Linked DNA regions of Homo sapiens: regions 1 and 3 are each linked to region 2. Evidence: chromatin contacts called from ENCODE Hi-C data. All regions are on one chromosome and are shown on one strand. Each heading gives the region's core, a stretch centred on a gene start or an enhancer-like site at or near the end of the contact. The rest is flanking DNA. Distances are from core to core; before and after follow the strand shown. Region 1 overlaps DOCK1 (dedicator of cytokinesis 1). Region 2 holds the start of DOCK1 (dedicator of cytokinesis 1). Region 3 holds the start of C10orf90 (chromosome 10 open reading frame 90).

Region 1 (3,143 bases), core at 619-3,118, 240 kb before region 2:
AGAGGGCTTATGTAATCCTATCTGACTACCAAGCACTGGTCTGTGTGATTCTGCCCTGGTGGCTGAGAGTTGCTGATACACAGGGTCACTTCCCTCAGGGTCCCACTGAGCAAAGAGAAAGGGGAGGGTGAGCAATGGGGATTGAGCTGGATGACCTCGCAGCTTGCGGTCAGTTCTGTGAGTCACCCCCAAATGTCAGAAGCTTAAGAATAGAAGTTTCTTCGGTAGAAAAGTGTTCAGAACCCAGTGAGTTCCTTGGGCAGGAGGAGTCACCTATTCAGGTGACTCAGTAGCAGTGTACATGGGTGGCCACAGCATCTCGGAAGTATAGACTCCAAGTGAGCCAGAGGGTGTCTCCAAATTTCAAAGGCTTTACAAATCTACATCCATGTCTTGTTCTCCCATGCAAACTTACAGCCAAGTCCTCCTTGAATTCCTGCATATGAATCTGTAGAAACACAATTCCAGCAGCAGGGGAAAGTATAGCTCAGGTTACAGTCCTTGCTGTCAGATCAAAGCCTGGCTCTTAGTTGCAAGGACCTGAATCCGGGAGTTCAGGAACTTTCCTGTGAGTCCCTACACCACCATTACAACCCACTTCTCCATATGCACCATGGGATGCCTGGAACACCCCGGGATTGGGTAGCTTAAAGGAATTTCAAAATAAATCTTAAAATGTCACATGACTGTGGTTGTCCCAGAGGCTTGAGAACACGTGGGGCCATCACAGCTGCCAGTGTTCACACATTGTAATGTCATACCCTGCTTTCTGGAAGGCCAAAAGCCCTGGAGGGAAATGAATTTGACCCTGCCTGTCTTGCATTTAAACACCACTTTTCACTCGAAACCCAATTACCCTCTCCGAGCAGCATAGCTATCCACCGTGTTTCCAGTAATGCCTGGCCCAGGGAGATGAAAAGGATACTGTGTTCAAGACCCGGCTGCCTGGGGCTTTAGCACCACAGGCCTGTAATAAATGGGTACCTTTGCCATGGGAGGCGGTACATATTTCTCTGTGAAAAATAATTCTGTCATGGAAATATAGAGGACTAGGGAAAAGCATCAAAAGGACAAACGGTCTTGATGCAATTTCAAGGCGGGGGGAAAACCACCAGTACGACAAGCGAAAGGTGAGAAACATCAGCCCGTGAGAGCCTGCCGCGTACCTGCAAGGTTAGGGCTGAGCTTCTCTGCCCTCTCTCTTGGGTGGGGTGTCTGTTCAGTCTCCAGGTCCTCTGGGGTTGCACTAAGGGATCATCAAGGTCCCTTCCAGATCTGAAATCCCAGGAGCTGCTTTTTACAATTATGCAAGGGATGTAACTATGGGTTTCAAGAGACTGCACAGAAGGGTAAAAGTGTGGAGAGTCACAAGGCATTCCTCAGCTGAAAAACACCTCTCCCTTATTGGCAAATCTATTGACTCAGAGCTGAGTAACACTTCTTCGGCAGAGGATTGATGGGCTTCCTCCTAGACCACTGAAACCCCAAGTACCAAACGTGATCTTTCTGACAAATTTTGAGATGGTTGACACAGCTACATCTTTTTCTAAGATGACAGACATCCCTTCGGTTGTGATGCAGACCGACTGTGCTACTCTAATTAAAACCATCTCAGCATGAAAGAAGATTAAAAGAGATTCCAGTTTCCGTTTTCTTTAGGAAAACTTTTCTGGCTTATCTTCCATATTTCTTGTCAAAATATGCCGTAATTATTTCAGAAAATGTTTTGTGGATAAATTACTAATATAATCTTTGCTCATAAGCAGCTGAAATTTCTTCTCTCCAGCCCTATTTTGGTAATTCTTTTGTCGGACTAATCTGATGAGTCACACCACGGATGATTCAGCTTTTGTTCGGATGTGGTTTCAGAAAGGAACAATGAAACATCATCGGCAAACCAGCCATTCTCTCCTTCGCTGAAATGGTTAATTTGTAACATAGTACTGCGACAAAATGGCCTGAATTCTAATGTGTACATTTTCATGAAAATAACATGGACCAACTGCAATCCAAGGGCTTTTGGAGATGAAAGCAAGATTTAAAACATAACAGGAATTCTGACTCAGATTCATTAAACAGCATCTCTCCCAGAATTTAGAATCTTCTCGTCAAGTGGTAGAATTCCTACCATCAGTTGCAAGCCCTGAGTGACCACATCCTCCCGGAGCACGCTGTGTCTGCTTCATTTCTGGATCATCACAGCCACCACACAAAGTGGCCTCAAGTGACACTAATAATTCTGCAGTGGATCAATGAGTGGGCTTGGAACCTGACTGGATGGGAACGCCACAAGGCTCCACACCACTTGTCTGACATCAGAGAGGGGGAGCTTGTGAAACGCATTGCTGTGTACTCCATGCTTTCACTGTTTGATATGATCCATGATGGTCAAGGACAGGTGGAATTTTTTTTTTTTTTTTTTTTTTTTTTTTTGAGACAGAGTCTCACTCTGTTGCCCAGGCTGGAGTGCAGTGGTGCAATCTCGGCTCACTGCACCCTCCTCCTCCTGGGTTGAAGCAATTCTTCTGCCTCAGCCTCCCGAGTAGCTGGGACTACGTGCGCGCACCGCCAATCCTGGCTAATTTTTGTATTTTTAGTAGAGATGGGGTTTCACCATATTGGCCAGGCTGTTCTCAAACTCCTGACCTCATGATCCACCCGCCTCGACTTCCCAAAGTGCTAGGATTACAGGCATGAGCCACCGTGCCCAGACAAGGACAGGTGGAATTTTAAACAACCACTTTGATAAAAATGCCTTAGCCCTTTCCATTTGGGGTCCTAAAGGGTATTAATTGAACAGGTGTTTTTCAAGGGACCTCCTAAGGACAAGTTCTGCACCAGGCCCTGGGAGACTGGGAGGAGTGTGAAGCTGCTGAAGACACCTCCATGCATGCCCCTTACCCTGGGACCCCGGGATGAGGGTAAGGACAGAGCTCTGGCGAGAGAGAGCCCTCTGTATGGAAGGTGAGAGCCACAGGTGCAAGGACGTAAAAGGCAGGCGAGGAGGAGGTGAAGGAAGCCAGGGTGCCCGACCTGGCAAAGCAGACTCCAAAGAAAACAAGATAATCGTGGAGGGAGGCCAGGTTAGGGAGGATTTGGATGGCCTCTCTAGAGCCCTCCAGGCTACGGCGTTAGGAACAACT
Region 2 (3,406 bases), core at 269-2,768:
GGTCCTGAAGCAAGGAGGCCCCCTATGCCTCCCAGCATGTGGAACAAGCTAAGTGCAGGCCCGGTAGGACCCAGGGCTGTCCCAGGACTGTCCCCGTGACCACTGTCCAGCTGGCTCCGTGGTCAGGGCATACTGTAAGTCATTGACAGCAGAGAGAAGCAACTGTTCACAGAAAGGAGAGCGCTCCGGGGACAAGGGCTGCCAGGGCGCTTCCCAAAAGTCAGAGAGCCAGGATTCGAACCACACCAGCAGAGGGTCGGGCAGGTCCAGCACGGGCCAGGCACAGAATGGGCGCGGGGCTGCTGCTGAGACGGTGCCCTTGGAGGACACAGCCTGGGCTGTGGGAGGCGAGACCACCAAAGGTCTTCCCAGTCGGGTCGAGTGGCCTGGATGAGGCAGGCGGTCAAGGATGTCTGTGGATGGTGGGACGGGGAATAGCAAGCCCGAAAACCAACTGGGAAGATCCCGGACCCGGGAGAGCAGGAGAGTAGCCACGGCCCAGTCCCGACACCAGGCGCGCAGATCACGAAGAGGTGGGCGTCCGCAGGCCTCGGCGACCGGCTGCGGGTCCCCGGGGCGCAAGGATGCGGGTCCCACGCGGACGGGCCCGTCTATTCAGCCGCAAGGGAAAGCCTCCCTCTCAGGAATGCGCACTCGGGTCCGAAATGTAAACTTGCAACCCGACTCCTTCCATCCCCCCTCGGAAGCGACAAAGAGCCGCGGAGCAAAAACAGGCCCCCGCTCTCCCGGAAGGGTCTCCAGGCCTGGGGCCACTGGGGCGCTCGGCCGCTCGCCTTCTCTCCAAGGTCCCACACGGTCCCCAGCGAGACCGCCGAGGGGCAAGGGGCGCTGGCCACCCAGGTCGCGCCCCCTCCTCCCCGCCGGGAAAGGGCGGAATTATCCGCTGGGACCGCGCCGACCTGAGCCCGCCCACCCAGAGCCCGGACGCGGGACGCAAGTTCATCCAAGAAGCAGAAGCCGCCGCGAGACAGTGACCCCTGGGCTTCCCTGACGGGCCCAGCCGCGCAGATAGCAGCGGCCGGGGCCGGGGAGTTGGGGGTAGCCCGGGGGGCTCCACGGCAGAGGTCCAGAGGAGCGGGCGTCGGAGGGGACACCCTAGGGAGGGACGCGCCCGCCCCCATTCCCACCCCACCCCCTCGTGTTCCCGACCCGCATCCCCGGGGCTGGAGCTGACGCCGCCGGGGGCGCGGGGCGGCCGGGGTCGCCGGGCATTGCGAGCGGGGCGGCGGCGCGGGCGCGGGCGGAAGCGCCTCTCCCCGGCCCGGCGGCCGCTCGGGGCGGCGGCAACAGGCGCCCGGCACACCCGCCCCGCCGGAGCCTGGGCTTGGGGCGAGAGGCGCGGCGGCGGCGGCGCTGCTCACCCACGCCGTACTTCTCCTCGCGCTTGGTGGGCACCCAGCGCGTCATGGCGCCGCCGGAGCCGCCGCGGGTCGGGCAGGAAACTCCGCGTCTAGGCCGCCATTTTCCATTCCTTTCGAGCCGCGACAGGATGGGGAGGAAAAAGTTTGCGGCGGAGGCGGCGTCATGTGGGACGGGGCGGGCGGAGCGTCGCGGGCCGGATGGGAAAGGCCGGGAGCGCCGGCGGGAGGCGGGACGGCCGCGGGCTCTGCGCCCGCCCTCGGCGCGGACCCTGGGCCCCGACCCCGCGGTCGCCGGGGCTCCCCTTCCTCTGTCCCAGTGCGCCCAGCCCCGCGCTCCGCACCCGGGCACCCCCGCGGGGTTCTCCTGAGTTCCTGGAGCTCCCGGGGCTGGCGCTCACGCCGTGAGAGGGGTGCGCCCTTAGGGGGGCGGGACGGACGGGGGGTTTCTACGGGAGGTAGGAAACGGGCGGCTTGCAAGGCGCGGGCTTAGGCCGGAGCCTGGTGGTGCGAGGTCCCCAGCTCGGATTTCTCCCTGGTGGAGAGTCCCGGAGCAGAACAAACCAGCAGAGGCTCTGGAAAGGGTCCTCCTGAGCACGTGGCTCATTCATTCATTCGACAAACGTTACCTGAGCGCCTGCCCACTCATTGCCCGAGTGTGCTGGGAGCGCCGCACCAACTGCCTGGTAGGTGGGAGAAGGGACACGTCAGGTAACAAACAGCACAGGTAAGTGCCGGCCACTCAAATGGGGTGGAAAGAGGTGGCACAGCGCTGCCGAGGGAGTGCGTTCCAGACAGGTGACCTCTTGCTTGGGTGCTGAATGAGTGGAGTTTTCCAGAGAGACCAAGAGGAAGCAGCCGCAGAAACCTCAGCCCAGCTGGGCTTGCAGAAGCTAATGCTAGAATAGTTGTGGGACTCAGGATCTGCTGAAGTCGGGGGAAGAGAGAAGTAGGGAAAGGAAAGCCCAGGCCACGCGTGGGGCTCAGGAACGGCATCCTCGCCCGAGGTGGGAGTTCTTCTCAGGCCCTGGTGTTTCCCATGACAGTAAAAGGTGGGGGCTTCAGATTTCTCCAAGGGAAAAGTTAAAGCAACACACACCTATTTATTTTTACTGTAATTTCAGAAAAGAGAGGTTAAAACCAAGACATGGACAAAGCCTCCGAATGAAGGCAGCCCTTTAAATGGAATAAATTTGGTTTCATGGCACATTAATGGGGTGTCTTCTCTCCGAAGACACAGAGACAACTACAGTAGGTCTGGGGGCCGTCAGGGATTGGAGGAACGAAGGTAAGAAAAGGAAGAAGGTAAGAAAAAGAGGTCCCTACCTCTGTGAGGTAGGGACAGTGCTGAACAGCAGGGCTGGGAGAGCCCACAGGGAGGTGGCCAGGATGGCCACAGGGCCTGGGGAGGACCAGGTGGGGCACCATCCTGCGGTAGAGAATGCCCGTCACCTGCCCTAGGGGCCACCCAGAATGCAGATTAAATAAGTATTTGGGAATGGCACAGGAGCTTTTCCATTTTCGTGGGTTAGAGGAAAGCTGCTGCGTTCAAGAGGATAACGTGGGACCTGAGCATTCTGGTAAGTCAACCCCACATTCATGGAAAGCCACGGGCTCTGTTTTACTGATAAGGAACTGAAGTCCCACAGAGGAAGTGGCCAGGCTCACTCACACACAGCATGCACTTGAAGCTTTCTGTGGAAATCAGAAACCTCCGGGGCTCAGGCGCTGTAGTGGTGGCCTGGTGACTCTGACCCCTTGAAGGAGAAGCATCTGTGAAGGTGCTGTCCAGGACAAGTAGGGTGCTCTACGGTAAAGGACATGGTGGCCTGACCTGCTCCAGAGCAGGGAGGCCTCCCTTGAGGAAATAAGATAAACCCAGACTTTAAGGATAAGCAGAAACCAGCTAGGTGAACTGGAGTGGGAACAGCACGTGAAAAGGCCCTGGTTTAGGAAGGAGCACCACTCCTTCAGAGCACAGAAAGGCCAGGATGGCCGAAGCATAGGGAACAACAGGAAAGTGACAT
Region 3 (3,303 bases), core at 187-2,686, 230 kb after region 2:
AGTTTCCAGCATGACTGTCAGGTTTGAGTCAGCCATGGATGCCATCAGTTGGGTGTTGACACTCTCTTTGACATCCTTGGGAGAGCCCCAGGCAGACCCGGGCTGTGTTCTGTTTAAGGAACCATGAACTCCACTTCACTGTGTGATCTTGAGCCAGCATTTAGTCTCTGTAGGTCTTCTACTTTAACACTCAAATGAGAATGTTGGCCTAAATGATCTCTAAAGTCTTTTCTGTCTCCTCCTTCATTGTAGTTCCCATCTTCAATACTTCCATTGCTCCGAAGGTGGAAGTTCAGCATTTTAGCCCCCAAGTCCTAGCCCTGCTGAGTGTGACATGCAAAGCTTCGACCCACAGCAGGAAGTCTCACAGTTCTGGGCTAGGACTGCAGCTCTGTTTTCAGGAAAGTTATCTGGAGGCTCTTCTTCCTTTAGCCTCTCCCATGGCTTTCAATGTGGGGCAGGTGAGTTAATTATTCAAGGGGGTGTCTCTGCCAAGAGAAAGTCACCTGTGGAGAAGAGTTCTGTGTCTGGACTTGGAGCACAGCCACGATGCTGTCATCTGCTTCCTCTTGGCACACACCCTTGATCCAAGGCTTGCCATTTTCACTTCTAAATTACTAGGTTAATAGAAATGGCATCAAAACATTAAATAAAGTGAGGCATATACCATGGATCTGCAATTCTAATTGACTTGAAATTTAGAATCTGATAATTATTAGCATTGTGTTAATCTCCGTTATCATATGTGTAGCGAACACTGTGCAAAATAATTTGGGTAGAGAACGCGCAACTGTACTTTCAAAATGATGCCTAACGTGACTCTATTCTGTGTTGTTGTTTCACTGTTTTGCTCACCAGATCCTAACAATAACCCTGTGAGTGGCAGATGGGGTATTTTCCTTCCAGTCTTCCTCCTGGTAAACTGAGACTCAGGGTGGTGAGGGAACTTCCCATGGTTGACCCAGGACCAGAGCCCCCTTCTAGGCGAGTGGACTCCACCCCCAGCCCCCACGTGATGCGCTGTTTTTCCGATGCCCTCTTGCAGCTGTTGCTGCTTCTGCGCTGGGAGTTCTCTTTTTCACTTGAATGTTTTCTTCTCCAGGGCTGAGGACGCTCTTTGTATTGGTAGGCAGCCTGCACTTGTTCCTTTCAGTCCTGGCAAGTAAAAGCAGGAATTCTAAAAAGCAACGATTATTCCTCCTAGTTCCTTTGTACAGAGCCCTGTAAATAATTTATTTGGATTTGAGGGGGTAGAGACTGACAAACATATTGAATCTCTCAGTAACTGGGTGAATTCTGTGTTCAAAACTTCAATGCAGTGGAAAGAGAAATACTTCTTTGAAATCAGAGAAGACTTTGAGTGACCCGAGAGCTCAGGCGTGAGGCTGGAAACAGACCACAACAAGAAGTTTTTTTTTTTTTTTTTTTTTTTTTGGCACGTAAAGGTCACCCCTGAGGTTCCCACATCCACATCCTTCACAAATGTAGCTGGGATATTGAGACAACTAGCTCTGGAGTTGGAAAACACTGGGACAGGTCCGAGCTGGGGCACTGCCCAAGTCCCTCCTGTTGCACTCAATACCTGGGTTAAACAAAGAAAATTGTGTTTGCCAGTCTCACTAGCTAAAGTCACAAGATACTGAGTCTCATGCAGCACTCTGGAATTCCTACAAAAACTCATCCGCAGGGGTATGCTGCCCGCTACACAGAAACGGCCGTGCATCGGACTTTCCAGATAAAAACATTTAGTACAGAGTTGAAAAACCATGTGATGGTCATGGATTTTGTGAAGAGTAACTGGTTTCCCTCCCAGAGAAGAGCCAAAGTTTGTATCATCCATATGTGTCAAGGCTTGAAGACGGCTGAGCAGACAGCCAGCAGATATGAGGTATGGCTGAGCCTGGGTGGGTGAGTGGGTACACGCTTGACTCAGAGAGAGATGGACGTGTTGCTCATCAGACAGTTCAGGTGTTTTATCTGGTCTAATAAATTAATCATTTGTGTTTGTAGACTTCCCTAAGGGATTTGGAAAAGCCTTCTTCATTTCTGAATTTATTTTAGTTTTTGAAATATGGGGGAGGGGGAAAGTATATCGGATGAAGTTAATTTACGATGACACATGTCTGCATTTACAAACTTTATTGGTGCTCCAAAGACTACTGAGTTGGGTAATTTGTATCCATGTTTAGAAACTACAGCATGTTTCTGTGAGTTAAATATTCTTAGCTCTGTATGTTTGCAATCACCTGTCTTTAAAAGCAAATTCCTACTTGTTTCCTGTTGCGTTTTGTAGGAGAATATGTATGACGTGCCTTCATCGAGTTAAAATAGAATGATTCAAGTTAGGCCAGTAAGAATGATCTTTTATTTTTGAGAGCAAGCTCTAATTTTCAAGCAGAGACAACTTTGTAAAAAAAAAAAAAAAGACAGAGAGTGAGAGAACTTTGGAGATTTAAAATGTCAAAGTGAGATAAACACATTACTCTGAAACATATTTGTATTCTGCAACTAGTATCAGCCACAAGCAGTTATCTTTTCAGAAAGTAAACACGCATGAAATCTGATCGGCTGTTTATTGTACATGGAATAAATTATGAACGACATTGTAATTGACTCCCATATAGCTCATTTACCCATCTCTTTTGATAGATGTAACATGCAAATTGCTAATGCCTTATGAAAAGGTAACCTTTCTGAATATTGATGCTGTTATTAGGAAAGCCTTCCCATGAATACTGGCAAATACGCCAGGTCTTTGTTCCCCAGGCTGGGCAGAAGGAAGCCAGCACAGTGTGGAAGGAACAGGTTTTTCAAGGTTCAAGGCTGGCTTCTTCCAGTTCCAGCCCTGGGAGTGTGAATTTCCATGTTCACAACAGAGATGTAAAGGCCACAGAAATAATGGTGCTAATTAAATTCAGTAATAGTTGTTCATTACTTCATTGCCCAATCAACTGGAGCAAAAGGTGTGCAATTAGAATATAATTGAAAGAAATCAGAGATGTCATTATTCACAAGTAATTAATCAGATGGGGACAGAATTTTATCATTGCATAATTTTCACTGAGGTTATTTTCCAGTCCTCCAGAGAGAGAAAAACTTGTTGAATTACATTATTATGCATTGTTCATAGCTTCATTTTAAACCCTATGTAGCAAATGGTAGATCTGGCATTCTCGTTTTCTTCGTATATAAAACTTCACTGATTCCTATAGCCACACTGATTAAAACAATATGAAAAAAGTACACCTTTTTAGGAGGTTACAAAAAACTTCAAATATATGACAGTCACAGCTACATTTTTTT

What was found. Hi-C counts contacts between places; a loop is a spot of excess contacts on that map. Pooled maps may share reads with other maps.
Region 1: a loop to region 2 is called in a map of mammary epithelial cell, with 10 times the contacts of the local background. The contact joins the enhancer-like site here to the promoter of DOCK1 in region 2. A Hi-C loop is called at or near these places in 5 of 168 maps with a recorded cell type or tissue (HCT116, IMR-90, MCF 10A and 2 more) and 3 of 50 pooled maps.
Region 3: a map of posterior cingulate gyrus shows a loop between it and region 2 (6-fold over the local background). The contact joins the promoter of C10orf90 here to the promoter of DOCK1 in region 2. A Hi-C loop is called at or near these places in 4 of 168 maps with a recorded cell type or tissue (adrenal gland, gastrocnemius medialis, posterior cingulate gyrus and 1 more) and 4 of 50 pooled maps.

What each region holds. Positions count from the first base shown.
Region 1 is chr10:127,147,321-127,150,463 of GRCh38, reverse strand. The region is part of intron 27 of DOCK1 (dedicator of cytokinesis 1); the gene reads right to left. The region is part of intron 5 of INSYN2A (inhibitory synaptic factor 2A); the gene reads left to right. Among named protein-coding and RNA genes, the nearest start is that of INSYN2A, 48 kb to the left of the region's middle. RefSeq lists an enhancer at 1,042-2,241. Within about 2 kb of position 1,868, at least 6 of the 41 ENCODE cell types and tissues checked have a DNase peak (open chromatin) inside an H3K27ac peak, as active enhancers do; they include HCT116, IMR-90, endothelial cell of umbilical vein and 1 more, where a contact is called at or near this core.
Region 2 is chr10:126,903,540-126,906,945 of GRCh38, reverse strand. It overlaps DOCK1 (dedicator of cytokinesis 1), which reads right to left and starts at 1,518. Exons shown (of 52, transcript NM_001290223.2): 1 at 1,383-1,518. The coding sequence starts at 1,428. LOC105378550 (a long non-coding RNA gene) reads left to right here and starts at 1,568. Exons shown (of 2, transcript XR_946449.3): 1 at 1,568-2,386; 2 at 2,504-3,406. It overlaps LOC124900289 (a long non-coding RNA gene), which reads right to left and starts at 1,215. Exons shown (of 2, transcript XR_007062336.1): 1 at 1-1,215. RefSeq lists an enhancer at 1-497.
Region 3 is chr10:126,668,826-126,672,128 of GRCh38, reverse strand. C10orf90 (chromosome 10 open reading frame 90) reads left to right here and starts at 1,436. Exons shown (of 10, transcript NM_001350921.2): 1 at 1,436-1,888. The coding sequence starts at 1,649.